2 separate regions of the Mus musculus genome follow, and region 2 is linked to region 1. The links are chromatin loops, found by intact Hi-C in ENCODE. Cell type or tissue: gastrocnemius. All regions are shown on one strand. Each heading gives the region's core, and the rest is flanking DNA. Links, peaks and the distances in the headings are about the cores only.

Region 1 (7,751 bases), core at 1,780-6,779:
AGCACCTAGTGGGTGGAGAACCAATGAGGTTCAACATCATGGTTTGCATGGAAGCCCAGAGCAAGAATCCCATGCTCATCACTGGTGAACACCTGTGAGAGTGGCCTGTGTCATCACTGAGCTAAGCAACACAGAGGAGCTGGTGTCTGGGATAGGGGTGAGGGAGGTGAGAACCAGCAATTGTCAGCTACCAGCATGCTTTCTGTCATGTGACCTCTTCAGTTCCTCCTTCCTGGCAGCCTCTGGGGGTGGGCAACCATACTGTTGCCAGGCAGGAGGCAGAGTCAAGGCATCACAGGGGGCAGGTCTGGACCCAGAGCATGTCTACAGCTTAGGACAAAGCCCGAAAGCATGGCTCACCTTCCCTTCCAGGGCCAGAGGCGACACGACCCTCAGCTTTCTGCCTGCCCTGGAGTCCAGCACACAGTAGACACCAATGGATGCATGTCAAGTTGATTCAACTCCAGGAGAAGCCGGGGTGGCTAGGGTGAGCGTCCAAGCCCAGGCTGCCAGGACAGAGTTAAACTTGCATGTGATTGCTTGTGGAACTGCATTTGGTAGTTGGCAGAGCCCCATTGCAGGCTCCAGGACAGATGAAAAGCATATGGCCCTTGTTGCTACAGCACTTCCACTCCTGTGTGGAGACAGATGTGCACAGCATTAAATATCTGAGAAAGCAGACTGCGGTAAATACTACAGCAATGCACAGTGTGAGGGCGGGGCAGATGCTGGTGTAGGATCCAAGAAGTGTGTATCTCCTTCAGTCCTGTGGACCCCCAAGCTCCCAGAGATATACCTCATCTGTGCCCAATGCACACATGCTCACCGGGCCCCAGCAGAGGAAATCTGGTTGGCATTTATTGGCCAAGAGAATGAAGACCACTGGGAACTTGCCAAGGTCACTTGCCAAAGTCACTCCACATGGGGCATCCCTTTGAGCCCGCTCACTTCCGGTGTGGAGCAGCTCCATTTGTACGCTGGCCTCCAGCAGGCGTCTGCAAAGCGGTAACAATGACACAGGCCTGACAGAGAAGTCAGGTCAGGATCAGCTGACTGATCCACAGCAAGCACCTGGGGTGAAACAGCAGACTCAGGGAAATGCCAGCTAAGATGGCTGCCATCTCCGCACTGCCCCTGAACCAACTGCTGCTTGAATGCCTACATCCAAGTAAGTGTCTCTGCCCCACTGTGGCTTTACCCAGCTCTCAAACCAAGTCATGCCTCCCTGCTCCCCAGCACCACAAAGCTTCAGTATCCCTTAACACTGGAACCCTTGAGGCAGTGAGGACATTGCACCAACCACCATGTGCAGACTCTCAAGAAAGCCCAGCACCTCCCCAATCCCCACAGCTCTGTGTGGATGAAAAACTCAGCTGACAGAGGCTTTCTGTTCCTAACTAAACCTCATTATATTTGTACTTAAAAATTTATTGTTATTTTTTAGTTATAATAATGTGTACTTGCCTGTGTATGTAAGTGCCTGCAGAGGCCAGAGGAGGTGTCAGATCCTCCTGGGGCTGGAGTTACAAGCAGCTGTGTGCCACCCACTGCGCAGGCTGGAAACTCAACTCCTGGCAGGAGAGCAGGCTCGACCACTGAGATGTCTCTCCAGCCCGAATTTTTGTATTTTAATTTCTTTCCCTGTACTCTTTTATGAAAATTGAGCCAGATGAAAGCATCCATTTGTACAGTTAAAGGAGCGTTGCATTGGATTGTGCAGTCCGGCGCTGATTTTAAAGGGAGATAGGGAGGAAGGACAGGAGCGAAACGAGCATCCACTTGGATTGGCGATGTGCCAGGCCCTGAGAACACGCAGCTTCTAAAGGCGTTTCTACTCTCAAGGATCCCTGTAAACCATGGGGGAGACAGAGGGGACGCAGGACATGACAATGACTTGAAGAGTGAGCAGAAATGTGCACGCTGTGTAGCCGAGTCAGCTCAAGCTGCTAGGACCTGAATCCTGCAGGACAGAATTTTGGAAGACAGTCCAAATGGGGGCAACACTTTACAAAGTGAAAGTTATTTCCAAAACTCGGACTCCCAGATGGCACAGCTTGTGCCACTCACTGCAGGTAGCCAGAGACAGATACAAATCCACAGGCCTTTACTCACTATACCTGTGTTCCTGGAAGGCATTAATAATCAATCCCTGCCTTCAGAGCCAGAGAGCTCAAACATGCGTGCCTATTTGTTATGTCTGTACCCCTGGCAGGCATTACTAATCAAGCTCAACCCTGGGTGCCAAAGATTTTGACCTAACTCTGGACTCCTCCTCCAAGTGGGACTCCAAGCATCTGCCGTTCAACAGCTGGAACAGCTAAGACTATCAGTGTGGACACAGGGCAAGGGGCCTATCACAGCTGCTCTCCAGAGAGAGGAGTACTGGAGCAGCAAGCAAACTGGCAGCTTTGTCCCACCCTCAGCATCTTGTAGCTCGACTTGGGAGCTCCATTATCCAGGTGCCCTTTGCTCTCTGCTCTGCTGGACTCTTGCTGCCTCGGGACTCTGGCTGTAATTAAACCTGGATGGGCACTGTGGTCCTTGGTCATGACCTCCTGGCTCAGATCTCCATTTTGCTCTTGGCCTCTGACTTTCTGGAACAGTACCCAGGACTCCTTCCATGACTTCTGCCCAGGGTTCTCCAGCAGGGCAAGCATTTAAAGCAACCCTGGATCCCCATGTCAGCTCTGCCGGATGGACGGATGGACGGATGAACGTACAGGAGACCCAGCCTTTGTTAACTCCGTTGGTGCTGGAGGAGCCTGCTTCAGGCCTCCCATCTCACATGGCTGCCCTGCTCAGCACCTGTTAGCCACATCAGCTCTGCCAACACAGCCCTGCACCCTCCAAAGTCCATCTAACTTTCTGTAGTTTCCTTTGGGGACGCATGAAGCCATCTATGTGTTTTTACGGTTCTCAGAGCTCACTCTGCTTGTCTGTGTGAACGCTGCTTAGCAGCCCCATTCCGATGGAACCGAGACTCACACAGGAAAACTCAACTTTCACTAATGTGGACAAGCATTGCTCTACCACAGCGCACAACAGCAGCCTCGAGGGCCTGGAGCTGGGAACCGGAGCCAGGTAGACGGGAAAGGTCATGATCACGTGTTCAGAGCACTGAAAACTGAGTAGCTCAGAGTGTGTTCTGCAGCTGAGTTCTGTTCTCAATTATTCACGATCTTGACTGGGATTCAAGGTCACTGTATCTCCGCATCTTTCATTCTGAGAGGACCACGTGGTGCTGTCCACTCCCAATAGGCTGCCACGAGTACAAAGCTGTGCAGAGACAGGCCAGCTGCAACAGGCAGGGTTTGCAGTATACATACATCCCTGACAGATGGACCCGAGCTCAGCCGGGCTGGGCTGTGGATCCTGAGCATAACTGAAAGTTCCTTCCTGCAGAAGAGAGAAAGGTCCCAGGCTGGACCCAAATCCCAGCGCCGGGCACATCTGAATCATTTCCATGGACACAATCCAGAAGGCCTGATGGTCAGCCATGCCCACTCCTTCCTGCCCACAGTGTCTACCTGCAAGAAGCAACCACCAACAGCCCTGGGCTCTACAAAGCTGTGAGACACCCCCCCCCCCCCCCCACACACACACACACTCGCTCTCTGATGAGGGAACAGGGCATTTGCATGTGTTTTTGTTTAGAAGAGGACAAGAATGAAGAACTTGAAAACTGAAGCCTAACTGGCTGGTCTCCCTTGAACCGCTCTGGCTGGATGCACACCCTCGGAAGTTCTCAAAGACTTATTTTCAAAGGGCTTATTTCTGAAGATTTCAAAAACGATGGTCAAATATAATCTTCTCTTTTTTCTTTCTGAAGAATAGCACATCTCAAAGTTATCTGAGTTTTACAGCCTGGAAGTTGTGAAGAATAGATCCTGGCCTGCTAGGCCCAAACAACAAAAGCAGGCAGCCCACCTGTATGCAGTGTAATCTCTTTTTGTTTTGTAATTACGGCCATCCCTGGGCCTGAGTAATGGAGAGCAAGGCAACAGCGCCATCTGTAGGTGGAGAGTGGCAGCGCAGACAGGACTCTGCCAACAGTGGCTCCGGTGTGCACGCCTTCCACACACTTGCACTCAGAACACACACACACTGACACATCACACACATGTGCACGAAAGGACACCACATCCACCACATACACATATCACAAATATACACGTTTACATGTCAGTGTACACACCAACAAACATCCACATATCTACATGTATGCATAACACATACACAGCACAGACCTATACACAAACACACTTCGCACATATTCATATAAATGCACACAAATTCACTATACACGCCATCCCACATACCCCATGATTCACACATGCAGATACGCACATGCACAATGATATCACACACATGTGCACACATACACACACCACATGCACACACCACACACCAAGCCCATACCATACCACACACAAAGAAACCACATATGTCTACCACTCATGTACCAACTTTATACATACAAAACCACCACACACACATCAAGGACACACCTTCTGCACACCCCATACACTACATAAGCACACACATACACACCACACATGTACACGCACACATGCACACACACACACACACACACACACACACATACACACCGCACTTCGGGAAGAGCTGAGTGCAGAGTTCTGTTATCTGAAGAGTAAATAAGTGGCCGTGATTACACTGGAGTGGGTTTGCTACATCTGTGAAGTTTCTAATTTTCTGTTCTCTTTTATCTGTAATTATTCCCATGTTAGGGCCTCCCCCTGTATAAATATTACTCATATGCAACACAAAAGACTAAGGGACACTCACTGCTATAACTGTTTAGTAGGGAAACATGTAAACCATCTTTGTGCTTATTAATGGAGCCTGGTTAAATTGATAGAGGCCTCTGAGGCAGTGAGGCTTGTGAAAACCTCACAGCTAGGAGGGCGCCAGGCAGAGGAGGGAGCAGGGGCATTGCCACTTAGAAGCTGAGGCTGCAAATGCAGCCTGGACAGTCTGACGTGGCTTGCACCGCTTTTGTACGATGAGTGCTCATGTAATCCTGAGCTCGTGGCATATTTGATAGAATATTTGATATTTGATGTCACATTTGACAGAATGTGCTGCAATCTGTGACATTCCAGTGACCATCCCATTATCCTCCCAGGTCTCCGCAAGACAGATTTCCTAATCCTTAAGTGTTGATGAATCGGTGTTATTTTGGCTGAGTGCAAGATTAGTTATGCAAACAGCTTCCCTGGAACTGTGAAGCCATGTCTCCACTGTCTCCCGGTATCTATTGCTGGCACGGGGAAGCCGAACACTGCTAGAATTCTGCCTCTAAGCCAAAAATATCATTTTTCTTTCTGGGGGTTTTGAATAATCTGATCCTTTTCTGTTCTTCTGGAATTTCCCCCCTACGTGTCTAGGGTGGGTCTTTCCTCCTCTCAGAACCATTACTGGGTCTTAATTTTCCTTGTTCTCTGGTCCCTTCTCTCCTTCCGGGATTCTTTAAGGAGGTGTGGATCTTAAGGGGTTACTGTCCGCATGGTTCGGCTCTCCTTGTATCTACACATCCCTGTGGGATTCCTGAAGTGTCCTGAAAGCTTTAGCTGTGTCTCCTCTGCCCTCTGCCCACAGATCAGCTTGGGATTTTGATGTTCCCATTTCTAACTTCCTGGCTTCTGTGCCTACCTGGTTTGGGGTGTACTTATCTCTCTTTGCTCTTTTTAGTCTGCTCACTGAACCGGCTAGCCCTGCTCCGAGAGCGTCTGGCTCCTTCCATCTGTTGCACTGGTATCGCACGTGTCTACTGTTGATTCTCCTCAAGTGTCTGCTGCCCCACCGCTCTAAGCTCCAAGCACTGAACCCATTGCTTTTCTTCCAGGGAATGAGACCCACTGCCCCTGGGTTGACAGATCTTGTTTTCTGGGTGTGAAGCCTACCCTCCCCCACCTTGCCTTCCTGAGGTCACAGCATTCAGTCTTGTCACCCCAGAGCTTGCAGTAACTGCTTTGGCCTCAGGCTAAGCCATTGCTGTATGACACATGGAAAAATAAGACAGAGCTACTGCATGTAATTTTAGCTCCCTCAGCTCAGTTCTCGGAAGCCCCACCCTTACCTCCCAGGTCTGTTCTGTCCTCTTGGGTATCTGTCATTCTTTGCTCTCTGCATCCCTCAGTCAGCTGCAAGGATTACCTGCCTCTCTTCTGTCTTCAAGGCTCTCTGGTCTCCTGCAGGGGACATGGCTGGCTAGGATTTCAAGTTGTATTTTTTAAATATAACGTGTGAGGGATTTGACATGTAGGAGGAAGGGATCCTGCTCCTGTGGCCATTTGTCTTCCCTGATTTAACAACTCCAGGAAACAGGTGAGTTACTGTTGCCTGTGCCATCACAGGGGATGGGTGACAGCCTCCCGCCTCCCCACCTCCCCAGGGGAGAATGAAGGTCACAGAAAGCATGCTCTGTGGTGTTACCCAACTCAGTTTGTGTCTGCTTATTTCTCGTGACTCTGAATAAGGACAAATGTTAAATATCTGGTCATCGGCATCTTGTAGCAGATTTGGCAACAATTCATTTGTTAAAACATTTGTGTTCGTTCTCTTTTCAGGGTTAGATGCTTTCAGCTAGAACATCTGGTTTCTGTGTTTACAAAGTCTTACCGAGTGTGATAAGTACTTAGAGCCATTTTCTCTTCTGCTGTCATAACCCAGATATCTTTCCTGTTGCAACAATGAGTCGCTCGCTGGTTGCCACCCAGGGGTTTGGCTTGGAGACCCTTCTCACTTCTTTCTCCTTTCTCATGCTCTCCGTGGAGAGTGGACACTGGCTTCGTCTTACAGAATGATGTCCTTGGCGTTAGTGTGGAAGGAGCATCCAGACCCAAGCTTCCAGAAGAAGCATCTTTCAGGCTGATGAGATCGAGAGGCTGGTGCTACTCCAGGCATTATGCACAATCACCTTGGCAGGATGACAAGCCATAGGAAGCCCAGGGTGACCGGTCTCCGAAGCCCTCATGGTGTAGACACTAAGAGGTTATTCCCAACGAGATGCTAAGAGAGATGAAACAGCAGGAAGCTTGCCATTTAGACCGGTCCAGCCTCACTTCAACTAACCACTTCTCTTGTTCACCAACGGAACCTACCACCTTCCCATTAACCCTCAACTGAAATCCAAAGCCCTCAGGGAGTTCTGTGTTGCATAGTCTGCCTGGCTCCTTCCATCCCTCCCATCTCCTCATCATGTGGATCCAACCTCAGACTACACTTGAACATTCCCCAAATGTGCTCACTCAGCGTTGGCATGAAAGCGCTGTGCGATGCTCTCTCCGGCTTCACAAGACAAGCCCTTCATGCTTGGCAGATGTCTCCCCTCCCACTCCCAGCTACCTCTGTCATGGCAGGAGCCTTGACGTAGTTCTGTTCTGTTCTCTTTCCAGGCCTTCCTTGTTCTATGACATCCCAAACATTTCCTCTTTTCTGTCTCCACATGAGAACAAGGTCTACAAACATGGAGCTTTGTGGTTTTTTTTTTTTTTTTTTTTTTGGTTTTTTTTTTTTTTTGGTTTTTTTTTTTTGTTGTTGTTGTTTTTTTGGTTTTTTAATGAAACAAATGACAGCCTCTCCCAACCACACAGGTGAATTCAGCTTTAAAATAATGGACTCTCCCTCTCCACAGCACAGGCAAACTAAATGTCAGAATGAATTATTTGACACAGAGTTCAATATAGAAAAAAAAAATCATCTGATACAGCAATTTCACTTTTGTA
Region 2 (7,751 bases), core at 1,807-6,806, 1.3 Mb before region 1:
ATACTGGAGGACCTCAGAGGGCTATGCCTGCATCACCTACATTTTGTAGGTGTATGGGTACCCTGAGGTACAAAGTCATTAGCAGTTTGCTTAAATCACTTGCCACTGTCACGGAAGCCATGACCTGCACTGGCTCCACAGTTTAAACACCTTCCTTGTCAGCCTGGAGATGGTGACACTGGTCCCTGATGCCCGAGGCTATCCTATTGGGTGACTCTCTGGGGTGGGTTGCTTCTAGATAAGCCAGTGCTTCAGGTCTGGACATAGTACCCCTGTCCTCCTCCTCTCTCTACTGGGCTTCCTGGTGTTCAGGCTTCTTTGGGCATGTTGTGACTCTTCTGTGTGGTACACAGGAGTGGATCCTGCTCTGAGGGCCAGACAGGGCCAGGCTATACTGAAGACTCACCTCACGGCTTGCTGCATGAACCGGTCAGGGTCCACTGCAGAAAAAGTGGTGAGTGCTGTCCCAGCGGGCACACCCTCTTCCAGGCGGATCAGTTTGTGGTTGGAGGGGAAGTAGGGGGCCTCGTTGACATCGGTGACAGAGATGGTTACCCCTGCTGTGGACTGGAAGGACATCTGGATCCCACTGGCCAGGGGCGCCTGGTTGGACACCATTACGGTCAGCATGAAGGCACGGTTCAGCTCATAGTCCACTGCCTGGAAGAAGGGACAGGTTAACTGGGGCTTCCTACAGAGGTGGGGCTGGCCGTTCCTACTGCCCAGTCTCTTAGACTCTCCCTGCCTTGCTTTCTATGGGGGCCTGGTTTCCACTGTCCCTTTACCGCAGTCTCTGGCTTCTTCTGGGTTCTGGCCAATGAGAGGAGAGGGAGGTTGGAATAAAGTGTCTCTAGCTAGTTAGCCCCACACCCGGATGAGGCAGAAGCCGGGTTTCTTGGGGCATCGATCTTTTTCCTGGGTGTTGGAATCACAGGTATGTTGTCTCAAGAATTCCTTAATTACTGTGTGGGCAGGCACAAGGGAGCTGAAGATCCTGAGAGTCGCTACGGCCACAAGAAGCTCAGGAAATGCATGTGAGGGCTGAGAGTAATGGCGGCCAAAGGTTGATTTTGGTTTTAGGGGGACATGATGGGTCCGTGAGCAACAGCATCTGCCACCATGCCTGATGTTTGATCCTCAGAATCCACAAGGTTGGAGGAGACCACTGGCCCCTGCAAGCTGCCCCCTAACTGCCTCCTCCTGTGAGCAACACCATCTCCCCTGACCCCCAACTAAACAAAATAAAAGTTAGTTTTTGCTGAACACAGTGGTACACGCCTGCAATCCCAGCAGTCAGGAGAAAGAGACAGGAGTAAACAAGCGTTTACTTGTTCAACGTTTGCTTGAACTTGTTACTGATTTTGTGTCTCCAGAGGGAGACTTAAAGTAATAGAAATGCAGTCCTGGGGGGCAGACGTAAAATGTCTATCCCTGGGCTAGAGTCCGACAGCAGGGCCAGTTTCTTCAGTGACTCCTGTCTCATACATGTCCACTCTGGAGAGGGGTGTGTGGGGTCTTGTCCCTCTTCAGAGCCAGCTGTGGATTCCTGCCTCCAGCTGTTTCTGCCTCTGTCTTCACACCTTGCTCTGCGTGTTAGTTTTAGGTAGATACAAGCTAGAGTCCCTTTAGGAAAGGGTACCTCAATTGAAGTAATGCTGCCACCAGGTTGGGCTGTGGTGCTCTTTCCTCATTGGTGAATGCCCAGTTCGCTGTGGGCGGGGCCACCCGGGAGAGGTGCTATAAATAAAGCAGCTGAACAAGCAAGGGGGTGGGTGTGGGGGACCGGAGGGGGCGGAGCTGCCAGTAGGGAGCGTTCCTCCATGGCCTCTGCATTGGCTCCTGTCTCCAGGTTCTTATCCTGACTTCCCTCCATGATAGATTATGCTTGGGACATGTAAGGTGAAACTTGTTTGTTTTAGATTATTTATTTTATGTATGAGTGCTCTATCTGCATGTACACCTGCATGCCAGAAGAGGGCATCAGATCCCATTACAGATGGTTGTGAGCCCCCATGTTGCTGGGAATTGAACTCAGGACCTCTGGAAGAGCAGCCAGTGCTTTTAACCACAGAGCCTTCTCTTCAGTCCCATTTTTTTTTTTGTTTTTGTTTCTGTTTTTTTGTTTGTTTTTTGTTTTGAGACAGGGTTTCTCTGTGTAGCCCTGGCTGTCCTGAAACTCACTCTGTAGACCAGGTTGGCCTCGAACTCAGAAATTCACCTGCCTCTGCCTCCCAAGTGCTGGGATTAAAGGTGTGCGCCACCATGCCCGGCTTCAGCCCCACTTTTAATCACAACAACAGAACCCCTGACTAAGACATCCCCTGACCTTTTTGCTCCCTTTCTTAAAGGCTCCTGAGGCTGCACTGGGCTGATGCAGATGGTCTAGACTCACCTCAAACCTTAAGGCCTTCAACACTGTTACATCTGCAAAGACCCTGCTGCCTTCTGGTTACAGGTTCTAAAGGCAAGTGCGGGGGCCCTGGGGGAGATGGTACTGTCGGTGTTTCCAGGCCCCCAATGCTGAGAAAAGCACCTGGTTGGAACGTAGGCAAGTGCTAGCCGAGGGGATGCTGAGAGTGGACTTCGTGAGAATAAACTGTGACCCTGAGTTACCATCAACAGACGATGATACAGAACTCAGTGTGCAGCTTGCTGTTATTCTGTGGGAGGGTCAGGCTGTCACACCTTGACGACCATAAGCAAGGCAGCCACATACCACAGCTCTCCAGCCACCAGCCTCTCCCCGAATGACCTTCCTGGCTGGTTTCCTCAAAGGAAGCTTGAGAGAACAGGCCTAGGATGCTTGCTCAGATGCCATCAGATGCATCCCAGTGTGGGAGCATCCACAGCCAACTGCCTCGGCTTCTGCAGCAGGGCAGAGGCAGATGGCATGTGAAGCCTGACCATTACTGGGGAATTCCCATCACAGGTCACATGGCTCCCTGCTCCTTACTGTAGGCCTGCCTGGGTCTTCACGAACTCCATTTGGGAGAAGAGCTTTCCTGGTGGAGTCAGCTTCCCACTCCTGTCTGTGTTTCACCTTCAGATGCTAAGCCTTGTGCTGGGTCTGATCCCTGACTAAGTAGATCAGAACATAGCCTACTTCTGGATTTTGTAATCACCTGTCCTTGGTGCCCAGTGCTGCCACTACGTGAAGTATTATCTATGCATAAAGGAATTATAAACTAGGTAATCAATACTGCCATTGGGCCTGGGAAGGAAACAGAGGCACTGAATCTAGAAGGCTCTAGACCTGGGGCCAGAGTTGCTGCTGGCTCCTTGATGGTGACCTTGGCGAGACCTCCCTCTTCCCAAGCCTGGTCTTTATGCTTGTCTGAAGGATACATGGATATACAATTTCCTAAGCTCTGAGTATGGTCTCACCTTTCTGTGGCACATGATGATGTCCAGCTGTCACTGGACATGGAGCATGGCTGGTCCTGTGCCTCTGCCTCCGTAGGTCCAGGCATGGCTCGTGAGTTTAGCTGTACAAGCGGGGAATGAACTGGTCTCTCCCTTGCTCTACCTCTGCCCAGTTTGTACTGTGCTGCTGGACACTGTACAGATGCATTTTTATAGGCGGGGCCTGTGCCCACAGGGTCACCTGGCTGGACCCAGAACCACTTGAAGTGGCTGCAAGTCTCTCAAGGCACCCAGGGCAGAGTAACCTGCACCCTTCCCTTGAAAGGTCTCATGGAGGCTTCTAGACCAGAAATAGTGAACCTCTCCCAAGCCTCATCTTGGCTTCTCTGTATTTAACCTCCAGGTGCCACCAAGCTCCCAGAATTTGTACCATACTGTGGCAAGGTCTTCCTCTTGCAGAACCAATGGCTGCCAATGCCTGTAGCCCCTCCTGGAAGCCTCAGGCAGAGGCCAGGCCAGTTTGCTTTAATAGGCTGCTTCCTAAAACTGTGGAGGGCAGGGTCTCTCTGTGTTTATTGGCCCACAGAATCACATTATATATGATACACTAAAAAATCTTGTCATCAGTCCTTCCAGACAGACTATGGCCAATAAAATTCACAGGCAGGAAAGATAAAATACACCTATAATGTGGAAGCCAACAGAAAATTTGCTGTGACAGTTTCAGTTAGGGTGCTGGACATACTCACTAAGGTGCCCTCATCAATGACCCTTGGCTCAACAGTGAGGCCTGAGTGCACCTTAGAGAGGTAGGCCCTAGCATCAAACCGGAGAGGAGGGTCATAACATTTCCTCCTGCACCGTACATCAAGGTGTGTGTGTAGTCTCATAAGAAGGGGGGTCTTGTTCACAGGAAAATGCCAGCATGGATATGAAGGCCAGAATCTTCCCTTTCCTGGTGGAAAATGGTTGGTGAGAAGTGAAGTCAGGAGGATCAGGAGTTTGAGGCCACCCTCAGCAGGACAAATTTGAGGCCAGCCTGAGTTAGGAAAGACACTGTGGAGATTGTCTCTAAAGGGTTTGGTCCTTGGCCATAGGTAGCTGGCAGACATTCATGTTCCTGGACCAGGGGATATGCAGGCAGCAGTCACCTACCTTCACCACGGTGACCATGCCCTCATTGGTCACGGGGTCTGTGCGGACACTGAAGTGCCCAGAGGGGTCCCCACTTATGATTCGGTAGACGGCGTTCCAGTTGGGTGAGTGGGGCTGGTCTCGGTCCATCACCGTGAGGTTGGCTACTACTGTCTCTATACGGTTCTCAGGAACCTCTCCTGCAAACTGCGGAGTGTAAGAAAGAGTATTAGGACCTCATATGGAGCCTGGGAGCCAGACTCTGTGCCAACACTAGCAAGCATCAGGGTCTCTGCTCGAGATGGACGCCCTAGGTGGATGGGGACAACCGCTGTTCACCGTGGAGACAGCTGGGGGATAGTCTTGGGTTCTCAAGCATCTGATCCCATCTGCACACATCTATGCAGGACAATCTCATCCGTGCAGCAAGCTCTTGTCCTACCCTCACACTTTTCTCATGTGCACGGAGGATCAATGGCAAGTAGCTAGGAGGGATATGTGATGGAGAGTGGGAGGAACAGGAGTCTAGGGGTAGCAGCTACAAGAGGCTTCTGAGAGAAGTGTGCCCTGGCTCCTTCCACCATCTAGTTACTGCCCCAGGTGGCTTGGGGTCAGCCACTGTGGCCAATGACCATGCAAAGAGGTGTTAACCTCTCTGATGTTAAGGCACAGTGAAGTTGCTGTGTGCACCCACAAAGGCCACATGGGCTCACTTGGAGTGGGGGAGGGGGTGTCTGCCTTAGGAATCCAAGTGCCCCCTGCCAACTGTGGTCCGTTACTGGGGTTGGCTTCTAGGTTCTGTGCTTAGGTGCTCTGATCTTACCTGCTCTGCTGTCCTGAAATTCACCTTAGAGCAAGATAAATAATTGTCATGTCAATTCAGGATCAGATGAGAACCCATTGTGTGTATCCTAAAAGATATCCCCATGGTGCCCCCAGTGCTGTTCTGGAACATTCCTGCAAAGCAGAGCCTTCCTTTGATTTTTGAGCCATGTTTGGCCTAGCTACTTTGGAGCTAAGAGGCCTGAGGCTGCAGAAGGTCCCCCCCCGCCCCCAGGAAGCACTAGGAGGGAAGTAAGTGGGGCACAGCTGGTTTCCAGAGAATGCTAGGAGATGAAACCCTACTTTCAAGCCTTCCGCCATTTAACACAGAGGGGCATAGGGCAGTTGCAGAAAGAACAGCAGACCTGAGTGGTGACCACATACGTCCAGTGTCTGGCTTCCTTACTGGGCTCCTGGGTTCCTCTGTGTGGCTGGGTGAGGCTATCATTGCTGGTGACCTCCATAGTGAGAATCTCTTCTCCTGACACCGACATTCCATGTCAGCAATAGGGTTGCCATAGTGTCTGAGGGCCTGCACCCCATGATATGGGGAGCTAGCTGTCTTTGGAGGGAGATCACAGATGCTTGCAGACAGAACCATGTCACCCAAATTTATGTGTTGAGGCTCTTAGCCCAACCCAGCATCTCAGCTGTAACCTTGTCTCAAGAGGTGTCAGCATGATGCTGGGGTTTGTCCAAACCCAGCCTATGTGGCATCCTTGTGCATATTCCCCAGTGGCACACACATTGAGGGTGTATTAGTTATTTTCCCTACTGCTATGGCTAAATCCCTAACAAAAGCATCATAAGGAAGGAAGAGTTATTTTGGATCCCAGTTTGAAGGTTCAGGCCATCGTGGCCAGTAAGTCATGGAGGCTGCTGGTCCCCCTGCATCCGCAGTCAGGAAGCAGAGGGTAAGATGGCTGCCAGTGCAGCTTGCTGTCTCCAGCCCAGCATCGATGATGCGGCCCACATTCAAGGTGGCTTTTTTCTCAGTCAGACTCCACTGGGAACTCCCTTATAAATACACCCAGATCTCTAAATCCAGGACTTTCCATGTCCTAGGAGAGGTGTTCTCTTATAGACCAGATTTCCAGCGTCTGTTTAGTCTGAGAGGTTTTTCTGGATCTTTAGGAATGTTCAGACCCCCTCACATGCTTTCCAAAAGCTGGCTTCTCTAGCCATGACAGTGAAACAAATTCTGCCGGGCTCTGTTCAGAAATCAGAAGCCTAGGTTCTAGATTCTGAATTGGCTTGGAGGCTGGTTCCTTCCACCACTGATACACTGTTTCATTATTGTAACATCTTTGTTACAAATATGTGTAGCAATAGTTACAGATGTAAGTATTGATATATCTGTGAGTCTTAGGCTGTCAAGTTGCAGACATCTAGGTGGGCATGCAGGCCTCGCAGGCTCCATGAGGTAAGAACACATGGGAACTGGCATTATGGTGGGCTCTGAGATGCTCCCTGGTTAGTGGGTAGCCAGGATGACACAGGGTACCCTGGTTTGCTTCCTTCTTCCAACCCAGTGCCTTCACCTTCATACTCTGCTTGGCCAGGTGGGGGCCCAGGGACCCAAAAGAGAGTAAAGTACTTCTTTGGACACAGACCTTGAAGTCTTGGTTCCAGGCTGAGGGGTGACTTGCTGCTGTGGGTCCTTGGTACCCTTTTCCTGTAAGCTACCTGCATCTCTGCCTTCTTACCAGGTCTTCTGCTGGGTGGGGCCTGGGTCTGGTTCACTGTATTCTGGCCTGTCTGTGGGGTCCTTCAGAGGCACTGGAGGCCTCCATTGTCTGAGGGTGGACCCTGAGGGAGGGTTGAGGAAGTGGAGGTGATGCTGGGTGGTCAGGGATGCAAGCTCTGGGCTTAATCCTGTGCCCACCACCTCAGAGCATGAAGAACTAGCCCCCAATTAGTGACTTATGGCTGTGTGCCTGAGTGTAATTAAGGTTACAGAGTCTATTCCAATTTTAAGATGCTAAATTTTAAGTCCTAGGAACTTGTGCTGGATCAAAATCTCTCTCTCCTCCTGGGTTTCCACACTTAGTTGAAAAGCTGAGAATTCAGGGCTTTTAGAGGTTGGCCATGGTACTTGCTGCTAGGATGAGTGGCTGGTAGGTGCCACAGTGCCTCATCTGGCTAGACTCATAGAAGGTTAGCCCAGTTCTAACCCCACAGTTGAGTAGCCTTCTCAGGCAGGTAGGTCACTCCAGAGGACAGCATATGCTATACTCTTGGTTATTGGGATAGATGTTTCTAGAAGAACCTCAAAATCTCGGAGGTAACAGGTACAGATCCTTGGTTCTAAAGTTCGGTGGACTTTTGCCTCCGGGGAAATAATTTCCACCCTGGTGAGTGAGCCATCTGCCTGTGATTGCTACCTGTGGTTTGGATAAGAGTTTTCCAAAGTCCCAGGTATTGAGGACCTG

The links. A loop is a pair of places that touch in the nucleus more often than their neighbours do. Peaks named below come from ENCODE experiments on the same cell type or tissue, not always from the same donor. Only the 100,000 strongest peaks of a DNase experiment are listed, where the experiment ranks them.
Region 2: it touches region 1 in a loop (8-fold over the local background); 7 of 42 quality-filtered maps call a loop at or near these places.

What each region holds. Positions count from the first base shown.
Region 1 is chr2:178,626,208-178,633,958 of GRCm38, reverse strand. No RefSeq gene overlaps it. Among named protein-coding and RNA genes, the nearest start is that of Gm40031, 4.7 kb to the left of the region's middle. In gastrocnemius, for the core only: no CTCF peak of the experiment used is centred there; DNase peaks (open chromatin) are centred at 1,803 and 4,014.
Region 2 is chr2:179,878,763-179,886,513 of GRCm38, reverse strand. Cdh4 (cadherin 4) reads right to left here. Exons shown (of 16, transcript NM_009867.3): 9 at 4,519-4,704; 10 at 407-660. Among named protein-coding and RNA genes, the nearest start is that of Gm36066, 79 kb to the right of the region's middle. In gastrocnemius, for the core only: no CTCF peak of the experiment used is centred there; no DNase peak of the experiment used is centred there.